Linked DNA regions of Mus musculus: all the other regions are linked to region 1. Evidence: chromatin loops called from intact Hi-C (ENCODE). Cell type or tissue: left cerebral cortex. All regions are shown on one strand. Region 1 holds the start of Gm38732 (a long non-coding RNA gene). Region 2 holds the start of Radil (Ras association and DIL domains). Region 3 overlaps Slc29a4 (solute carrier family 29 (nucleoside transporters), member 4). Region 4 has its middle 9.7 kb from the start of Wipi2.

Region 1 (5,000 bases):
TCAAAGTTAAAGACTGTGGAGCCACAAATGCCTGCCATTTGATGTTGCTACACAGCCTGGGGCTCCTAAGGAACTGTCCACACCCATGGGAACATCTGGGGACTTAATGGGGCTGATGGGGGGTGGGGGGTCAGGAGGGAGGGTCTGGTCTTTCTCCTGTTGTCCCAGGGCTGCCAGACTCTCCCCTGCAGTCCCAGGCTCTATCCGGCCATTTCAGTTTAGTCCACAAACAATGGTGCCCTCTCTGTCCTGCGCCTGGGTGGGAAGAAGCTGGCTGGTGCCCATCTCTCCTGTGTCAGCTGCTGAGCACCGTGCTTAGCCTGCACAGCACCGAGTCTTGTTGGCTCTTCACCCCAGCGTGACTTATACAGTGGCATGCAGAAGAGCCGCACATGCTCAGAAGAGAAGTCATTTGATCTTGAGAGCCCCACTCCATTGTTTTTAAGATTCACTGCCTTCCTCAATTTCCCCAGGAACCCAAAGGGGAGGGCAGCTCCCATGGGAAGGAAACCAGCATGTATCTTGTTGCCTAGAGAGCCTAGGCAACCACAACCCCCATCATACCATCATATCGTCACATCGTATGGTGGTCACTCTAAGAAAGGAGCATCCTGGGAGCTCTCTGGCTGGCCAGCAGTCTGCACCAGTGAGCTAGCTACAGGCTCAGTGAGAGATGCTACCTCAAAGGAAAGGGCAGAACAGGACAAGGCTCCTCTGGCACCCTGCAACACACACACACACACACACACACACACACACACACACACACACACACACACACTGTGCACCCTGCAACACACACACACACACACACACACACACACACACAGAGAGAGAAAGACCAAGGCAGATGGACACATTTTCTGACCCCAAGTCCAAGAGGTGGGTCACCACACAGCTGCACAAAGTCACCCCAGGATGACATCAGGCAGGAGGAAAACAGTCCATGCTGAGGGAGGGGAACCAGAAATAATGATTAGGGGGGAAAGAAAACAAACACTGGTAAGAAAAGAACAAGGCCAAGTTGAGATAAACACAGATTAGAAATGCAAATTACAGCACAAGGTGCCTTGGGAAACAGCGGGGCTGGGGCTGGAGCAAACAAGTCATAAAGTGAGAGGCAGGAAGCAGGAGGGGCCAGGCAGAGAGAGAAATACTAGCTCTGTGTGCTGAGGAGGGGTGGGGTGAGAGGGATACCTGTGACGTGGGAGTGTGGGAGTGCTGAGGGGGTGTGGGGGCGTGGAGCATGTAGGGAGATGTGGGGGCATGAGATGTATGTGAGAGGTTTATTACTGTGTGTGTGTGTGTGTGTGTGTATGTGCGCGCACGTGCGTGCGTGCGTGTGCGTGTGGTGTGGGTATGTGTGTGGTTTGTAGGATGTATGGAAGGTGTAGGAAGGACGTGGGGTACATATGTCAATTTGTATGTGTATGTATGGTGTCTGTGTGGGTGTATCTGTGTGTGTCTGTGTGTCTCTCTCTATATATGTGTCTGTGTGTCTCTCTGTGTGTGTGCGTGTTTCTCTGTGTGTATGTGTCTCTGTTTGTGAGTCTGTGTGTGTCTGTGTTTATGTGTCTGTGTGTGCCTGTGCATGTGTATCTGTGTGGGTGTCTCTGTATGTGTGTCTGTGTGTGCGTGTTTTTCTCTGTGTGTATGTGTCTCTGTATCTGTATGTGTGTGTCTGTGTGTGTCTCTGTGTGTGTCTGTGTCTCTGTGTGTGTGTCTGTGTTTATGTGTCTGTGTGTGCCTGTGCATGTGTATCTGTGTATGTGTCTCTGTATCTGTGTGTGTGTCTGTGTGTGTCTCTGTTTGTGTAGTTCAGAGAGCAGTTTTAGGCATTATTCCTTAAGAGCACTGCCCGTTTTGCTTTAGAGACTGGGTCTCTCAGTGATCTAAGGCTCACTGAATAGGCTAGGCTGGCTGGCCATAGCAGAGCATAAGGACTTGGACTGGAAGTGCATGGTTGCCAGGCCAGGAAATCTGGGAAGCAGCCTCCGTGTCCACAGAGCAGAGGAGAAACATCTGGCAGCCTGTGGGCAGGCTGAGCCCAGATGTGAGTTTGTGGGATTGACTGCTGTGTGCTGTACTGTCCTATGTCCTTGTACTGATTCATTCTCTTCAAAAGGAAAAAGGAATTGGAAAAAAAAAAAAGCAATGAGCATGCATTATGGATGAGAACGGAACCCTGAGAGTTCTGGAAATACAGCAGGGACAAGCTGCTAAAGGGAAAGCCTTGGCTCTTCCTGTCCGCAGGGAAGCAGGAGACACAACCCTGCATCTCCACTGTGGGAACAGGACCAATACCTTTGCAACTCTTCTGAGATCTGCCATGTGGTCAATAGCCCTTTGGCATCACTGCTGCCTCTGGCTAGTCTGCATAGACCTGTTAGGTCTCTTCATGAAGCTGCGGACTCCAGGGGTCCAGACTCCCACTGGCTTATAACACTGGCAAGCATGGGAGGTGGCCTGAGCTCAAGTCCATTGATGGGGATTGAGGATGGCAGGAGCCCAGCCCTTTGTCCTGACCTCTGTGTCTTTTGATTCTATTGTACAAAAAGGAGGTTACTGCACAACCCTGAGGCACCTGTAAGCAACAGCATGCTGCTGAGTCTGTGGTAGGGACATGTGACCAGTAGGTGGAGCCCTTGGTCTCACAATTCCAGTCCACTCCCTAGCTCAGAGACCAACTTCAACTCAGCCTCAGCCTTACCAGGCCAGCATGGCTTCTCTGGCTACTCGGATAGTATGAAAACACCCGCACGAGTCACAGGTACTGTCTGGGATTTTTTTTTTTTTTTTTTTGGTTTTGTTTTAAAAATACAGGGTCTCAGGGTCTCATGTATCCCAGGCTTGCCTCAAATTCACTATGTCACCAAGGATGACCTTGAACTTCACACACACACACACACACACACACACACACACACACACACACACACACGTCTGAGTGTTGGGATTACAGGCCTGTCTCTCCACACCTGGTTTATGTGGGCTGGGGATGGAACCCAGGGCTTCCTGCATGCCAGGCAAGCGCTCTACCCACTGAGCCACACCCAGCCCTGGGCCCGATTTTCTAAGCTTCCTTTTTAGTACTAGCATGCTGGAAGAGCCAAGGCTGCAGTTTACTGACTCCCTCCTAGTATATATCCTACAGATATGCCACTGCTGCCCTGACAAGTCCCACCAAGAGGCCTCTCATGAAGGCTTCCGATCTGGGAGGACACATGCTCTGGGCCTCAGTGTCAGCCAATCTGATGATATGTAATCCAGGGTGGCCCACAAACCCTGCCAGTGTACTTTCCATGGAAGCTGGGCTAGGGTGCATTGACCAGGAAAGTAAGGTGTGGGGCCACTCAGAAACAAATCTTTCCTCTCTGTGTTAAAGATGCTCTGGGGAATGCAGTGTGTGTGTGTGTGTGTGTGTGTGTGTGTGTGTGTGTGTGTGTGTGTATGTGTTGCACATGCTAGGTAATTAGTCTACCACTGAGCAGCTGGTGAGCCTTTTGTGGAGTGTCTGCTGTTGATTTAGTACTGACGATTGAACCTGGGTCCTCCCGGGTGCTAGGCAAGTGATCTATGCTAAGCCACTCCTTCACCTCACTGTGAGATCCTAAGCAGGAGGTCTACAGCTTACCCACACTCCACAACCCCTCAATGGGAGAGTCTAGGTCAGAGCTCTGTGAGATTTTTTACTTCCTATTTGGGACAGGGTCTGCATTAGCTGCCCAGGCTGGCCATGTAGTCACTATCTAGAACAGGCAAACCTTGAACTTGCAATCCTCCTGCCTCAGCCTCCTAAACAGCACCACCAGGCCTACCTAGGAAATTTCCCATTACAGCTTCCCAGGGTGGTTGGGAAAGAGGGATGGATCTGGAGCCAAGCCCAGGGAGGCTGCAGGGAACTTGATGTTAAGGGAGGGATAGTAACTAGGTCACACTTACAGTTGTGCCTGCTTTTCCGCTAGTTCTTTGGTCTTCTCCTAGAAAGGAAAAAAGTAAAATGAAAGCGAATGTGAGGAAGAGACTAGCAGCAGGACATACTCAAGCACAGCACCCCAGGCCTGCGGGACCGACAGGTCAGCGGGAGACAGACTTGCCACACGCTCCCTAAGTCCTATCCCTGGAACCCACTGGTGACAGAGCGGTGGGGTGCTGCTGCAAGGATCTCATGGCTGCAGGCAGCATGTACCCTCACTGCTGTGCCCTGACTGTGGCAACCACAGGGGTTGAAGGCTGCCTCAAGGGACAAGGGGAGCCACTACACCCTGAACTGTCTTTTCGAGTTTATTCAGTGTTAAAGGGATGCCTGCACCACTATTCTGAGCTATGGCAGTCAGACCTACTACTAGTGGGGACTTCCTTCTCTACAGCGCCCTCAAATCTGGCAGGGATGGTTTGTGTGTGTGGGCACATTATGACTTCTGCTTCTTCTAGCACTGAAGACATTACCAAAGCCAGCAGCCGGCAGAGAAACATATCTGCCAGCCCAGCACTGCCACTTGGGAGATGGGGGCCAGCCTGGGCTGTGAGACCCTGTCTCAGACAAACAAATATGCAAACAAAAATAATTAAAACAACCAACCAACCTTCTGAGCAGGCCTGGTTCTCTAGAGTAAGGATCCTTATCCCTTTTCTTCTGCTTCTTTTTTTGGGGGAGGGGGTGGTGGTGGGCATTTTTGGTTTTGTTTTGTTTTTGAGACTGGGACTTTCTATGTAACCCTGGCTGTGATAGAACTCACTATGTAGACCAGGCTGGCCTTGAAATCACGAAGATCTGCCTGCCTCTGCCTCTCAAAGCCAGGATTAAAGGTGTGTGCCACTATGCCTAGACCTACTTCCTTTTTAAATCTTTATTTATTTTTAGGTCTCTGTGTGTGCGTCTGCTTATCTGTATGTGCACCACATGTGTGCCCCTAGGAGACTTAGAAGAGGTCATCAGACCTCCAGAAACTGGAGTCCCAGGAAGTCGTGAGCTTTCTGATGTGAGTCCTCTACATGAG
Region 2 (5,000 bases), 49 kb after region 1:
TTTAAATATTTAAAAAATCTATAAAATTTAAAATGTGGACGCATGGTAAAAAAATAAATAAATAAACATATATTTTTTTAAAGTTCAAGGTCGTCCGTGGCTATGCAGTTTGACTCAAAACACAAATAAATAAGAGGCAAGAGAAATGGAAAAGTACAAATGTGTAACTACTAGGCCCCCTCCTAGGGTCTTGGGGTCACGGGGTGCAAACTGGAGCCTCAGAAGTGGCCCCTCCCTCCTGTCCGGAGGGACTCTAAGACAGAGCTGGGAAAAGTGTGAAGAGCAGGAGATGACAGAACCTGGGTGGGTGTGACTCACTCCTCACCAGCGTCTCTCCTCAAGGGCCCCGAGTCCCAGTGAATGCCGAGCTTTCGCTTCTTGGTTTTTCAGAAAGTTTGGGTTTTTTTTTTATGCCCATCCTCCCCACGGCCACTAAAGAGTGGGCCCTGAGGTGGCCCTGAGTGGCTTGTAGACCTCTTTCCTTCCTAATCACAGAATCAAGAGTGGAGCCTGTTTGTCCACACAGGACAAAAATGTTTCTCAAAAGGCCACTTGGAATTCAGGGAAAGTCCTACAGAGGCGAGTACGCCCTGGGTAACCAGATCTGTTTTTCTGGAAGTATGACCTGTCTTTTCCTTTTTCTGCCTCATTCTCGCCTCTGACACACAAACATTTGAGGACAGCTCAGGTCCCAGAGAGTCAAGAGTACACGCAGGGCTCTCGCCGTGGCTGCCTCAGAAATTGTCTCTTTTCTTGTTCTCCGATTCTGCTTTTTTAAAAAAGAAAAAAAGAAAGGAAGAAAAGAGAAAAAAGAAAGAAAAGGAAAAAAAGTAAGGTTAAGTCACAGAGACCAGGCAGGCAGTGAGGTCAACGACGGCTGACATGGGTGGAGGGACGTCTCTGTTCCAACAGGACAATGTGGAACACATTATCATTCCAACAGAAGAAAAACTGAGCAGTCAACTTTGCAGACGGCGCATTAGCCTCCTCCCCTCATCCACAAATCCTATCTTTATGGCTCCAGCTGGAGGGCGGCTTTAAAGGCAAGCATAATTCAATCAGGTTTCATTTGGGCCGCTAGTCACTTAGCAAAAAGGGACTGACTTCTCCCAGCAGGATTAAAGAGAAGCTCCTCTCTGGAATGCACAAGAGGTGGCCCGCAGCACCGAGAGACACCAGTAATCAAATTCTTTTTGGTAATTCAGATTAACCAAACACTCGACAGGCGACAGAGGCTGGGCCGGGCAGGTCTGCAGCCTGTCAGGCCCCCATCCCAGGGCTCCCCAGGGACAGAAGCCAGATCCCTTTGAGGGCCTCGGAGCTCCAGCTCAGCATCTGTCTCAGGCGCGGCACTTGTCGGGGGACTGGCTGGAAATGATACAGAAATAGCTGGAGAAACAATGCCTCTCGCGGGCACACCGATGGGGAGGAGACGCGATGCGGGACGGGTGTAGGCGGGGGTGTCACCACCATCCTGGTGGGCGAGTGCGGGACTCCCGCCTTGAGCTCTTTCGGGTTGTTCCAGGTTAGATTGCACCTCCAAAGCACTACCAGGTAAACTGAGGCCTGGAAAGGTCCCTTGGCCACGAGTGACGGAACCCGGATTGCCCCTGGAAGTCCACGGGGCCACGCAACCCGCGCCCACCCGGCCTTCAGGTGCAGCTCCCCCGGGCCGCTCCAGGCCCCGTGCGCTCGCCGGTTTCCATGGCAACCGAGCAAGCCTGCCTCCATCGCGCCCGGACTCGCCGTGGGGACCGTGACCAGCGCGGCCCCGCCCCAGCGCGTGCCCCGCCACCCGTGTCTCAGCCCGCGGTCTCCGCACCCTCCGCGGGTCCCCGCAGTGGCCCAGCCGCACCTCCTGGGCCATCCTCGGCCTCTGCTGACCTTCCTTCTCGCGCCCCGCACTCACCTCAGCGCAGCCTGTCAGCTGCGTCCCCCGCGCGCGGCTCCCACGCCCGCCGTTAGCCGAGCTGGCGCCCGGCTCGAAGCGCCTCCTGCCGGCCGCGCAACGGACAGGGCGAGGCCTCCGAAGGGGCGGGGCCTCTGGGGGCGGAGCCTCTAAGGGCGGGGAGTCGGGCGAGACGAACAGAAACTTGACACCTCAGCGCCCAATGGGCAGAGACGGAGCCTCGAGTGGGCGGGGTCACATGTATTAGGGCGGGCCTGGCCGACCGAGAAAGATAGGCTGTGCGCTAGCGCCCCCTTCTGGTCCCCAACGGTAAGAACGATTCTCTAAGAGGTGTGGCCTTTGAGTGGGCGTGGCCTCGGCAAGGGGGCGGGGCTAGTTTCCCAAAGTCGAGTCGTGGTATCTCAAGGGGCGGGGCTGCAGGAAAGAAGGGCGTGGCCTGTTCTTGGGCCCCCCTGCTTTGGGGTTGTGTACTCTATGATCAAGTAGGTGGTGTTTGGCCTCCACCCCAGTTAGTGGACGAAGGTGGAGGGGTGGACAAAGATGGACAGGTACATAACTGAATATGCATGAAACTGACCAGGGACAGGAAGGCCAGACTTTTATTTTATTGAATATATTTTTATTTATTCATTGACAATTGCATACGTGTATATAGTGTGTGTTGTCAGCATTTAACCCCAGTTCTTTAATTTTAATGTATCCTTCGTAGAATTTTATTTTACATTTTAGATAGGGTCTCATAGATGCCAGATTGGCCTCAAACTCCATGTGACCAAGGCTGGCCTTGCACTCCTGATGCTATTACCTCCATTGTCCTTGTGTTGGAATTACAAGCTTGCACTACCATGCCTAGTTAATGTAGTTCTGGGGATCGAACCAAGGGCCTCATGTATGCAATACAAATGCTCTACCAACTGAATCACTTCAACCCTAAGCAGCCAGAATTTTAAAAACACAAGTCAAATTATGGCAGACTAACTTTAAACCATGCAAAATGGGACCAAATCAGCTCTAGGTCCTTGACCCAAATAATGTATTTTGCTTTGACTTCTCTCTGGTATGTTCAGTGATCTCAAACTGCACACCCTAACCCGAGAAGTATATCTTTTTGTGGGCAGTTTGTCAAGAACTATACTGTAGAGAAGTAGTTCTCAACTTTCCTTAATGTTGCAACCCTTTAATACAGTTCCTCACTGGGTGGTTTGAATAGATATGGCCCCATACACTTCTGTGTTTGAATGCTTGGCCCATAGAGAGTGCCACTATTAGGAGGTGTGGTCTTGTTGGAGGAAGTGTGTCACTGTGGGGGTGGACTTTGAGGTCTCCTATGCCCAAGCTACACCTAGTATGACATATGGTCAGCCTCCTGCTGCCTGCGGATCGAGATGCAGAACTCTCAGTTCCTCTTCCAGCACTATGCCTGCCTGGATGCTGCCATGCTTCCCACCATGATGATAATGAACTGAACCTCTGAAACTGTAAGCAGGCCCAGATAAATGTTTCTTTTACTTTGGTCATAGCATCTCTTCACAGCAATGAACCCCTAACTAAAACACTCATGTTGTGGTAACCCCCAACCATAGAATTATTTCACTGCTACTTTATAATTTTGCTACTGTTATGAATTGGGATGTAAATATCTGGTATGCAGGATACCTGATATGCAATCCCAAAAGGGGTTGTGGCCCATAGGTCGAGAACCGCTGCTGTAAAGTAATGGCCCCATGTTTGAGACCAGGGGAAGGGGACAGACATTTACAGAGCACCTCTTCTGTCAGGTCCTATGCTTGGGGGCTTTACCCAGCCCAGCTCGGATACACACACTAACTCTTAAAAGGTTCCCACTATTCAACTTCTTCCTGAGGATGTAGTGTCTCTCAGAAGTCCATTGACTGAAGGTCAATTAAGACTTGGCTTGTCTATATGATGAACTAGTACCCTCCCCATAGACCTTTAAAAAAAAGATTTATTTATTATTATGCATAAGTACACTGTAGTTGACTTTAGACTCACCAGAAGATGGCGTCAGATCTCATTAGGGGTGGTTGTGAGCCACCATGTGGTTGCTGGGATTTGAACTTGGGACCTTCAGAAGAGCAGTCAGTGCTCTTACCTGCTGAACCACCTCACTGGCCCCCCATAGACCCTTACAGGGCACCCTTATAGGGCACCACCCCATTCACACCAGCCTCCTCATGCACCTCAGCCTGGGAGGCTGTAACCAAACAATATACTAGAATACTTCCATACAATTTCCTACAAACAATAACAAACCTGAAGAGGCAGTTATCAGAGCTAGGAAGAGAGGCTGGGTTCAGGCTTGGATATTCCTTCTGCCACATCCCAGACCATGACCCAAGTCCCACCTCCAAACTTCCCACCCCTGTCTCTGCAGAGAACCCCAAACTGCAGCTTGGGAACCAGGTTGGACAGTTTTTGTAAATAAAGTTTTATTGGGACACAGCTACAATTGTTTGCTTACATACAGCATGGGAGCCAGATTGGACTACTTTTTGTAAAGTTTTACTGGGACACAGCTAAGATTGTTTATTTACGTACTAAATGACTGATGATCTGTGGCCTGTAGTGGATTGAATGTGAAACATCCACCCTGGGCTTACGTTTCAAAGGTGTGGCCAGCATTTGGCAGTGTTATTTCGGAAGGCTGTAAAGACATTATAGAGTGAGCCCAGCCAGAAGGAGCAGGTCGCGGGGACAGGCTTTTGAGGGATTGTCATCCTTGAAGACTTTCTGTCTGCTGCTTTCTTTCTGTTACCTCATGAGGGTTTGCTCGAAAATGCAATGCTCTGCCTGTGACCAAGGACTGATATCTCTGAAATCATAAGCCAAGAAAGTATTCCTCTTTTCAGTTGTTTCTGTCCAGCAATGTAAAAGTGATGAAGACAGTTGCAAACGACTAAAAATTACCTCCTTAAAGGCCCCACCTCCAATAACATTCCGGGGTACTGGGACTTCAGCATCTGAATTTTAGGGGAGCACATGGCTCATCCCAGTAAACCAGCTTTCTTTTCTTTTTCTTTCTTCTTTTTTTAAAAAAAAAAGATTTATTTATTTATATTATATGTAAGTA
Region 3 (5,000 bases), 220 kb after region 1:
GGAGGGGCCTTGAGAATCTTGTGTAGTTCAGCTGGACTTGCAATCTTTATATCTTTATTCCCTGAGTCTTTTTGACACCCCCCCACCCCCCCCCACCCCCCCCCACCCCCCACCCCACCCCCCACCCCCGCCTTCCTCTAAGAGGACCGTTTCAACTTTGGAAATTTGCAACATTGTGTGTGTGAGTGCATGCGCCTGGGCAAGTGTAGTGTGCTGAGGCTTAGCTTGCTCAGGCCTGTATGTATCAGCTGGCTCCACTCAGGACCAAGCCTTTCTCAGATCCCCCCCCCCTTCACCAACCACCCTGCTTAGTACTTAATTGCTTGTCTGCGAAGCCACCTCCCAGATGCCCTTTCTGATACCCAGCACCTTACTCAACCTGAAGTTTACCCAATGCCCAGACCCCAAAAGACCCCTGGACATGCCCTCCAGGTACAGTCTGAGTCTACCAGGTCTTGCCTTCTATTCTGTAGCTAGTCACAACGAGACAAGCAACCGGGCTTAGCCAGTGTCATCCTCAGAGGCTACTCTCCATGGCCCCTCCATGGCAGCCTGCTGTGGGCTCCTTCTGCCACGTGCTGCCTGGTATATCAAACCGTACCACATAAGGCTAACTTCTGGGAGGCGGCCAGCACACAGGTGCAGATTTTTTGTTGTTGTGCTGAGGCAGGGTCTCTTGTAGCCCAGGCTGGCTTGCAACTATGTATAGCTGAGGATAACCTTGAACTCCTGATCCCCCTGCTCCCGATTCCTGAGTATTGGGGTTCTAGGCACTATCTTTACACTGTGTTGGGACCAGGATGCCATGCGCGCTTAACAAAAACTCTACCAACTGAGCCACATTCACACCCAAAACCGGTAGATTTTTACAGTGGAATCTGTGAGGCTGGCCCATGAGGATGGTGGATCCCTTTGGGACTCCCCCGAGACAGACTTGTTCAGAGCCCTGTCCGTCTTCATCAGCTCATAGTGGACAGGACAAGTCCTGCCTCACATTGCCCTGTGGCTGTGGATTGAACTCGGGCAAACCTTCATGAGTTATCTGCAGCATACTTGCCCGCCTTGACCCTGACACCCTCCTCCAGCTGGCCCTTGCTCTGGGGGTGGGGGGAACCTCTCAGTATTTCACACGTGCTCAAGCCTCTTACCTGTTTGATGTGCTCGCTCTCAGTCTGTGTGCCTGGCTCCTGTGTACTGCAGACTTAACTGCAGGCTCAGCTGTCCCCTTCCAGGATAAGATGCTCCGATCCTTCCCCCTCTCGCCACATCCTCTGCCCGGGCGTACACCCTGTACCACTGTTATGTGTTTCTGTGGCTTGTCTGTGGCCTCTTGCCATCAAGCCTAGGAAGGCAGGAGCCTTGTGTCCTCCTTGTAGGGAGCAGCTCAAGGCAGGATGCCCAACAAGAGCCCAGTGATGGTGCCCATGGTGTGTGAGTGGATGGCAGAGTCAGACAGGGGTTGTGGGGGGCCCTGGGGGAAGGGGAGCTGAGGCAGGCTGGATGGATAGACAGGCAGCTGAGGGGTGGGGCTGGTGAGAGCAGATTCATCAGGGCTGGGGGCAGGGAGACAAGGAGAGGGGTTGCAAGTGGCTGGAGAAGGCTTAGAGAGAAGCCCAGACAAGATGTAACTGGTAACTGGTGGGGCTTGGCAATGTAGGGAGGGGCTAGGAGGAGCCATCGCTTGGACAGGGTGCAGGCTGTGGGGTCTTGTAGGATGATGGACCAGTATGGACCAGGTGCTGTGGGTGGGGGGCCCAGAACAGTAGAAGGATGGAGCAGAGAGGACCCAGTGAGGAAGGGCTGGTGGATGGGGTGGAGTGGGGTGGGAGCAAGGGCGGTAGAGCATCGGAGGGTGGCACGGGTGATAGAAGCTTCAGGGAATGTTGATGTGCCACTGCCTCCCCTCCAGGCACGGCAGGGGTGATGATCTCTCTGAGTCGAATCCTCACTAAGCTGCTGCTCCCGGACGAGCGGGCCAGCACCATCATCTTCTTCCTGGTGTCTGCCGGCTTGGAGCTCCTGTGCTTCCTGCTGCATCTGCTGGTGCGGCGCAGCCGTTTTGTGCTCTACTATACCACTCGGCCCCGTGACAGCCGCCCCGTCCAGGCAGGCTACCGAGTGCACCACGATGTCGCATCCGGAGACATCCACTTTGTAAGTGTCCTGGCCTGGCCTGGCCTCCTTCTCCCACACAGGCGCCTGAAGAGTTCCTCGTTGGCCCTGTTATTGATCCCTCAATCTCAAGCTGCAGGTTTGTTTCTGTACCCTGAGAAATTCCATTCTGTGGACCACCTTCCATGACTCCCTGTTGGGACAGTAGGAAGTGAGGCCTTTCTAGCTATGGCCAGGGAGAAGAGCCCGGGATCTGTGGCAGATTAACAGAACCTCAAAAGTATGATTAATGGAAGCCAGGGGAACCCTATAATACGCTCCCTTCCATTACAGCTCAGGGGTTGCCTCTGTGAGGACCCCAATACAGATCATTACTTCTTACTACCAACTCCTTGGGTTAGCCAATCTGCAGTTCTGCGAAGATAGAGCGCCCTCTGGTGGTCACATCCTGCATTACCCTTCCACCCAGCCCCAGCTCAGGTTCCAGGGCTGTGTGACTTAAGGCTCTGTGACTTAAGGCTGGGTGGAGGGAATCAAGGGAAATAGTATCCCTTGATAAGGAAGTGCACACAGCAGGTACTAACTTAATGTCTAGATGACTGTGGCTCCACCATTTGCTCTGGGTATCTAACCCATGACTCCCATCATTCTTTGACACACAGGAGCACCAAACTCCAGCCCTATCCAGCAGCAGGTCCCCGAAGGAGAGCCCGGCCCATGAGGTGACGCACAGCAACAGTGGGGTCTACATGCGTTTTGATGTGCCCCGGCCACGAGTCAAACGAAGCTGGCCCACCTTCAGAGGTAACGTGATACTGTGGAGTCCGGTGGCGTCCGTGGCTGTCACACGGGCTGAGACAGCAGGGGCCCCATGAGCGCCAGCCTCTAACATTCCTCACTCCCCTCCCCCCACAAGCCCTGCTGTTGCACCGATACGTCGTGGCGCGGGTCATCTGGGCCGACATGCTGTCCATTGCGGTAACCTACTTCATTACACTGTGCCTGTTTCCGGGCCTGGAGTCCGAGATCCGCCACTGCGTGCTGGGGGAGTGGCTGCCCATCCTGGTGATGGCCGTGTTCAACCTGTCAGACTTTGTGGGCAAGGTGAGCCTCAGGGTGGCTTTGGGGAACCCTAGTAAGGCTCTGGTCTTTCTGGAGCAAAGCCAGGCTGAGGGTACGTGTTGGAAGAATGGTAGCCATGAGTGTCACCATCTCTAACACTGTCCTGTGGAGTCTAGCCCCTGCCTGGTCTCTCTGGTATCAACTGTGCTTCAGGCTAGAATCAGTCCTGATTTCTCCTGCCCCACAGTCACTAGTGGATCTGTCTGAGGATGACACAGGCACAGGCTGCCAGCTGGGCAGCACGTCTGTCACACAAGTAGATAGGGCTGGAGTGGCACCCTAGCCATGCTGCAAGCTCACGTCTCTTTGCAGTCAGTTTGCTGAATACTGTGGAGTATGCAGGGTGGGACCCAGGGCCTTGGCCTTGTAGGGCAAGCATTCTACCACTGAGCTACATTACAAGCCCTTCACCAGGAGTGCTCTAGAGTCCCCCAGGGAGGGGCTGGGGTATGGCTCAGTGGTAGAGCCCCTGCCTAGAATCCCCAGTGAGGGGCTGGGGTGTGGCTCAGTGGTAGAGCCCCTGCCTAGAATCCCCAGTGAGGGGCTGGGGGCGTGGCTCAGTGGTAGAACCCCTGCCTAGAATCCCCCAGTGAGGGGCTGGGGGTGTGGCTCAGTGGTAGAGCCCCTGCCTAGAATCCCCCAGTGAGGGGCTGGGGTGTGGCTCAGTGGTAGAGCCCCTGCCTAGAATCCCCCAGTGAGGGGCTGGGGGTGTGGCTCAGTGGTAGAGCCCCTGCCTAGAATCTCCCAGTGAGGGGCTGGGGCGTGGCTCAGTGGTAGAGCCTCTGTCTAGAATCCTTTAGGGAAGTGTTGGGAGGGACCAGAAGCATAGCTCACCATTAGAGTGTTTGTCTAGCATATTCCAGGTTTCACCTTCTATCACCAGTACTGTAAAGGGGGCAGGTTATGAGATGGTGCGGCTCTTGTAAGGTAAGCTGGACCCAGTCAAGGTTGTCAGGCACAGGGTGTAACTGGAGGGCCTGGCTGGCAGAGAGACGGGCTTATGGCTAGGTGGGTAATCCCAGACTCCCTGCTCTCTGCAGATCCTGGCAGCCCTGCCCGTGGAGTGGCGGGGCACTCACCTGCTCGCCTGCTCTTGCCTGCGTGTGGTCTTCATCCCCCTCTTCATCCTGTGTGTGTACCCCAGTGGCATGCCTGCCCTCCGCCACCCTGCCTGGCCCTGTGTCTTCTCGCTGCTAATGGGCATCAGCAATGGCTACTTTGGCAGTGTGCCCATGATCCTGGCAGCTGGAAAAGTGAGCCCCAAGCAGCGGGAACTGGCAGGTAAGACCCGTGGGACCCACGTACAGTAAGGGCTTGAGCCTGTACACCTAGCGCTCTCCTAAGCAGCGGGACATGATGCTGCCCACATTTGCGGGGTTACAGTTCTGAGATAGAGATGGCCAATAAACCGAGGTAACAGACAGATGTGTTATGTTTCATGGTTGTAAGTCCTAGGGGCTATTAGTCTGAGAAGTTAGGGCAGATGAAAGGACTGGGGAGCCATGATGTAAAGAAAACAATCTTGCAAAATTTTTCTGAGAAGATGGCTTTTGAGCAAAATCCTGGAGGAAGAAATGAGGGAGACAGATACAGGAAGCTGCAAGGAATGGCACCTAAGCAGAGGGAGCCATGTGTGCAAAAGTCCTGAGACTTGGCCCAGTGGTAGGGCTCCTGCCTAGAATCCCCCAGTGAGGGGCTGGGGGTGTGGCTCAGTGGTAGAGCCCCTGCCTAGAATCCCACAGTGAGGGGCTGGGGCGTGGCTCAGT
Region 4 (5,000 bases), 120 kb after region 1:
CAGGCTGGCCTTGATGTTTCGGTGATCCTCTAGACTCAACCTCCCAAGTCCTGGCATGATTAAAAGGTGCTGTCACCCTGGCTTGGGATCACGTCTCTACAATGTGATGTCCTTGTGACCCATCCAAAGAGTAGGTAGCAGTTAGTCCTTCCATTTCATGACACTCTAGAATACAGTATGCCCTGGTTTATTTGGGTTCACTATGTCATACTGTCCTGGAGGTGGGAAGGGTTGCTCCCAGTGAGCTCTAAGGCTTCTTCTCTCAGGGGGCATAGTTGACTATTTATTTATTTGGGGTTCTTCAAAATGTCAGGTCTGATGAGAAAGTGCTGGAGACAGGAGAATGAAAGGAGATCCCTCCAGAAGTTTCCTTAGGCAGAGTCCTATTGTGTCAACTTTTTATGGGGCGACAAGAATAAACACCTATTTGCCCCCACATAGGAAATCAGTGACAGACTAAAGCAATAACTCTATCAAAGTCCAACTTGATGAACCAGTGAGTTTCATGGGGGTTACTAGCAGGAGTGTGGGTGGGGAGCTACTTGGAGGAACAGAGCCTCTCAAAGCTATGCGAACCCCTGAGAAGCCTACCCTAATCCACCATGGGCAAGGACTCATAAAATCTGCATCCATGAAGCTCTCAGGACAAAATACAAGCAGGTTAGCTTCCTCTCCCCAGTCCATCATAACTACTTCTATAACCTTGGACAGGGGTTTTGTGAATCCTTGTAATTTCAGGAACTTCCTGAGATTTGTAAGTTGTTTGCTTTCTGAATCTTAAAACGTCTCCCTTTTTTCCTGGGAGAGAATGCTTCAAATTGGAAGAAATTGGTAAATCAAAGTCAAGACCCATGCTTAGTGTCTAAGACAGTGGAGGGCTAAATGCTGTTCCATTGGCGCCTTTTCATGCTACCCTGTGTTGTTTCAGGGTTCCAGCAAAGCCAGAGCCTAGAGCTGGTCCCTCTATACATCCCCATTAACTCATCCTCCTGCATAGTTGGTACAGTCCAGATAACACCAAATAAATCACTTCCCTCTCACCTCCCCTGCTGCCTCATCCCCTTCTGGAAGACTTCTGTTTCTTCTTCAAGGCCCAGCACTAAACTCTACAAAGCCTCAAGGTTTGAAGCCACCATCCCCTTCTATACTTCCTTCTGACCAGCACTGAGCCTCCACGCTCTACTCCATCCTCCTCACCAACAAAGGCCAGCAACACAGGCCTCTACTATGAATCAGACTATGAGTTCTTGGAGTCTGAGGGCCCTAGGATGGGATGAGAAGACACAGTCTCTGGATTCGCACTGGGGTGGGCTAGTTTTTAGCAGCGCCTAGGATCTGGATGCTGCCAGGAAACAGGGATTTGTTTCGTTTTGTTTTAATTTGTATTATGTTTGGTTATTCGTGAAGGCGTTGGGGGTTGGAAGACAACTTGTAGGCATCTGTTATCTTCTCCCACAGTGTGGGTCCTGGAGGCACAACTTGTCACCAAGCTTGATGGCAGCTGCCTTCCTCTCAGCCAGTCCTGATCTGATATTGTCTTTTGAGACAGGGTCTCCTGCTGCCCAGGCTGGCCTCTAACTCCCTATGTAGCCGAGAATGATCTTGAACTCTTAAAGCTAAGGTTTCCACCTCTAAAGTATTGGAATGACAGGTATATATCATCATCACTCAGTTTTGCCTGGCTTCATGGATGCTAGACAAGCACTCTACTAACCAAGCTGCAGGCTTCTCTCTTTTTTAAAAGATGACTTATTTATTTTTTTATTTTATGTGCACTGGTCTTTTCCCTGTAAGTATGTCTGTCTGAGGGTGTTAGATTTCCCGAAACTGGAACCACAGACAGTTGTGAACTGCCATGTGGGTTCTGGGAATTGAACCTGGGTCCTTTGGGAAAGTAGCCAGTGCTCTCAATCAATGAGCCATCTCTCCAGCCACCACCACCCCCATCTTTCTTTTTCTAAAATAAAATGTTGCTATGTGGCCCAGGCTAGCCTTGAATTGGAAATTCTCCTGCCTCAGCTGCCCAAGTGCTGGGATTATAGCCTTGAGCCACCGTGCCAGGCATACCTGTAATTCCCCCTCCCCTCCCTTCCCCTCCTTCCCCCTCCTTTCTCTGCTTTCCCTCTCCTCCCCTCCCCTCCCCTCCTCTTGCTTCTCTTATTTTGAAGGGGGAGGGGCGTCTATTTGATTTTGAGTCAGGGTCTCACTACGTTGCTCACACTGACCTTGCACTGACTTTGCAGCCCCAGCAGGTCTGGAACTTGGAACTCTCCTGCCTCTGCCTTCTGCCTTAGCTGTGGTTCTGGGCCTGCCTGCATCACCATGGCTCCGCTCTCAAGGGCACCCACCGGCTGCTCTTCCACTGCTGAGTTGGTTTCCCAGCACCCACATGTTGGCTCACAAACACCCATAACTCCTGTTCCAAGGGATCCAACACTCTCTTCTGACCTCAAAGAGCACCAGCCACATATGTGGTGCACACATACACACATTCAGGCAAATAAAATAAATAAATCTTTTTAAAAATGTTCTGTTCTTAAAATTCTGGGAACTGACCATGAGATCTGATATCTACCCTTCCTTAGAGCTCCTGAGTGTGTATGTGTGTGAGTGTGTGTGTGTGTGTGTGTGTGTGTGTGTGTGTGCGCGAGCGCGAGTGCTGAGTGGGGGGCTTGAGCCCCACCCAGTCTAGGACAAACCCCTACCCTACCCTAGAAGAGAAGCCACAGTTCAGCAATATCCTGGCCCATGGTGCCCTCTGGTGGCTGGCAGTAAAGTCCCATCAAGGTGATTACAGATAGAGAAGGAGGTGTAGGGTTTATTTAGAGCTGCAGTTCTCAACCTGTGGGCCACAACCCTTACACAGGAATCACATACCAGATATTTACAATACGATTCATAATAGTAGCAAAAATCACAGTTATGAAGTAATCACGAAAATAATTTTGTGGTTGGGGGTCACCACAATATGAGGAGATGTAATAAAGGGTCGCAGCATTAGGAAGGTTGAGAGACGTTGATTTAGAGCATCTACAGGACTGTCACTGTTAGGAAGTATCCATCAAAATACATAATATTAATTCATTTTAATTATCATGTCATACAACAATTATATTGTTCCTTTATTAAGATGGTCTCAGCCCCCCCTCCAACTGGAGCTCCCTGTTAATGACTTCCTTGTCTTCCCCCTCCCAAGTGCTAGGATTATAGGCCTGCACTGTCAACCCCAGTTCACATGGGGATTGAACCCAGGGCTTTGTGCATGCTAGGCTAGCACACTGCCACCTGGGATCTGTTTCCATTTTAAAAATGAATTTAAACGCTACAAATCAAACCCAGGGCTTCACACAGCTAGACTAGCACTTTACCACTGAATTAAATCATCAGCCCCACCACCACCACACACACACACACTTTTTTCAGTGGAGGAAGGAGTCTATGTAGCCTAAGAAATCACGCCTCAAACTTGTGATGTTCCATCTGCCTTGACTTCCTGAGGACTGGGGTTGCAGGTGGGCATCACGATGCCCACTTTAAGATGCCCTGAGCCTAGTAAGACACTTCCAGCTTCCCTGTGCTGGCAGCCCCCAGTCAATGCTCACCTGAGTCCTCGCCTTCTCCCCAAAGCTTTCCTGTTCCTCCGCCTGCCTGTGGGTAGGCCTGTCACACTGGAAACCACAAGAGCCAGCGTTGGGAAAAGGACTACTTACCTGTGCTCATTGCATTTCCACATGCATGTGTCAGGAGTTCGAAGCCAGCCTGAGCGACATAGCGGAAGGGAAAGGGAGGGAAGGAAGTGGAGGAGAAGGAGGTACATCAAAGGATGGCAAAGGCCTGGGGAGGTGTGGAGGAATCCAAATGCCTACTTTGGGTTTTGTTTTGTGTGTGTGTGTGTGTGTTTGGTTTGGTTTGGTTTGATTTTTGCTTTGTTTTGCTTTGTTTTGTTTTGTTTTTTTGAGACAGGGTTTCTCTATGTAACCCTGGCTCTCCTGGAATTCACTCTGTAGACCAGGCTAGCCTCAATCATGTGGATGTCAGAAGGCAATTTGCTGTTGTTTGTTCCCTTCCTCTACCATGTGAATACTGGGAAATGAACCAGGGGAGGCTTCTAAGCAAGACTTCTTGCTGACCCGACTCTTGTGCACTCATGTGTGTGTGTGTGTGTGTGTGTGTGTGGGGCAGGGTAACATGTGCCACAGCACACCTCTGAAGGTCAAAGGACAATTTTGAGGCATCAGTTCCCTCCTGCCACCTTTACACAGGTTCAAAGGATCAAACTTAGGCCTCCAGGCTCCGGTGGCAAGCTCCCATACAGGGTAAGCCACATCAGGAGGTTGGCTTGGGGTTTTTGAATTTGGGAGAGCTCCAGGTGGAACTCTGGTCAAGTGATCAATTGGCTGGAACATCTGCAGCTCAAGGGAGTCAAATGGTCAGAAGGAAAGAAGGTGGGAGCCAAAATCATGTGGCAGCCCCTCAGTACCTTCACTTGTGTGTGTGTGTGTGTGTGTGTGTGTGTGTGTGTGTGTGTGTGTCTCTGTGTGTGTCTGCATCAGTGGTTATGTGCACATGAGTGCAAGGAGGTGATCACCTGGAGCTTAAGTTATAGATGGCTGTGAGCTGTGTGACCTGGGTGCTGGGAATGGAACTCAGGTCCTATGTGAGAGCAGCTGTGTTCTTAGTCCCAGAGCCAGAGCCACATCTGCAGTGCCCCCACCCCCACCCTCACCCCTGGAATCTTCGCTGAAAGCTAATGTTGCTCTGAGATGGCATTTAAAGCCACAAGACTCACCCCCTCCTTAGGAATCAGTAGAGAAGAGGCGTGATGTTGCCTGAACTGAACATTATAGAAGCTTATCTTCTCCTGACCCCACCCCCAATGCTGTTTTAACCATAGGGGCATGTCTGTGTAGTGGAATAGCAGGCAATAGGCAAAAAGAATGTGTTCATTATAAAGTGGCAGGAAAGGTTCCTTGTAGAGTGTTTGCCCAGTATGCAGGAGG

Evidence for each region. A loop is a pair of places that touch in the nucleus more often than their neighbours do. Peaks named below come from ENCODE experiments on the same cell type or tissue, not always from the same donor. Only the 100,000 strongest peaks of a DNase experiment are listed, where the experiment ranks them.
Region 2: it touches region 1 in a loop (7-fold over the local background); 24 of 42 quality-filtered maps call a loop at or near these places.
Region 3: it touches region 1 in a loop (2.4-fold over the local background); 17 of 42 quality-filtered maps call a loop at or near these places.
Region 4: it touches region 1 in a loop (3-fold over the local background); 19 of 42 quality-filtered maps call a loop at or near these places.

What each region holds. Positions count from the first base shown.
Region 1 is chr5:142,499,971-142,504,970 of GRCm38, forward strand. It overlaps Radil (Ras association and DIL domains), which reads right to left. Exons shown (of 15, transcript NM_178702.4): 5 at 3,943-3,980. It overlaps Gm38732 (a long non-coding RNA gene), which reads left to right and starts at 801. Exons shown (of 3, transcript XR_003955823.1): 1 at 801-2,770. In left cerebral cortex, a CTCF peak has its summit at 2,616 (motif pointing right); DNase peaks (open chromatin) are centred at 2,637 and 4,399.
Region 2 is chr5:142,549,071-142,554,070 of GRCm38, forward strand. Radil (Ras association and DIL domains) reads right to left here and starts at 2,028. Exons shown (of 15, transcript NM_178702.4): 1 at 1,910-2,028. In left cerebral cortex, a CTCF peak has its summit at 2,081; DNase peaks (open chromatin) are centred at 301, 1,396, 1,760 and 2,129; H3K4me3 peaks cover 1,497 bases; H3K27ac peaks cover 1,079 bases.
Region 3 is chr5:142,715,683-142,720,682 of GRCm38, forward strand. It overlaps Slc29a4 (solute carrier family 29 (nucleoside transporters), member 4), which reads left to right. Exons shown (of 11, transcript NM_146257.2): 7 at 1,910-2,154; 8 at 2,775-2,916; 9 at 3,029-3,216; 10 at 4,275-4,515. Among named protein-coding and RNA genes, the nearest start is that of Slc29a4, 16 kb to the left of the region's middle. In left cerebral cortex, a CTCF peak has its summit at 2,554 (motif pointing left); a DNase peak (open chromatin) is centred at 2,555.
Region 4 is chr5:142,617,337-142,622,336 of GRCm38, forward strand. No RefSeq gene overlaps it. Among named protein-coding and RNA genes, the nearest start is that of Wipi2, 9.7 kb to the right of the region's middle. In left cerebral cortex, a CTCF peak has its summit at 2,778 (motif pointing left); a DNase peak (open chromatin) is centred at 2,763.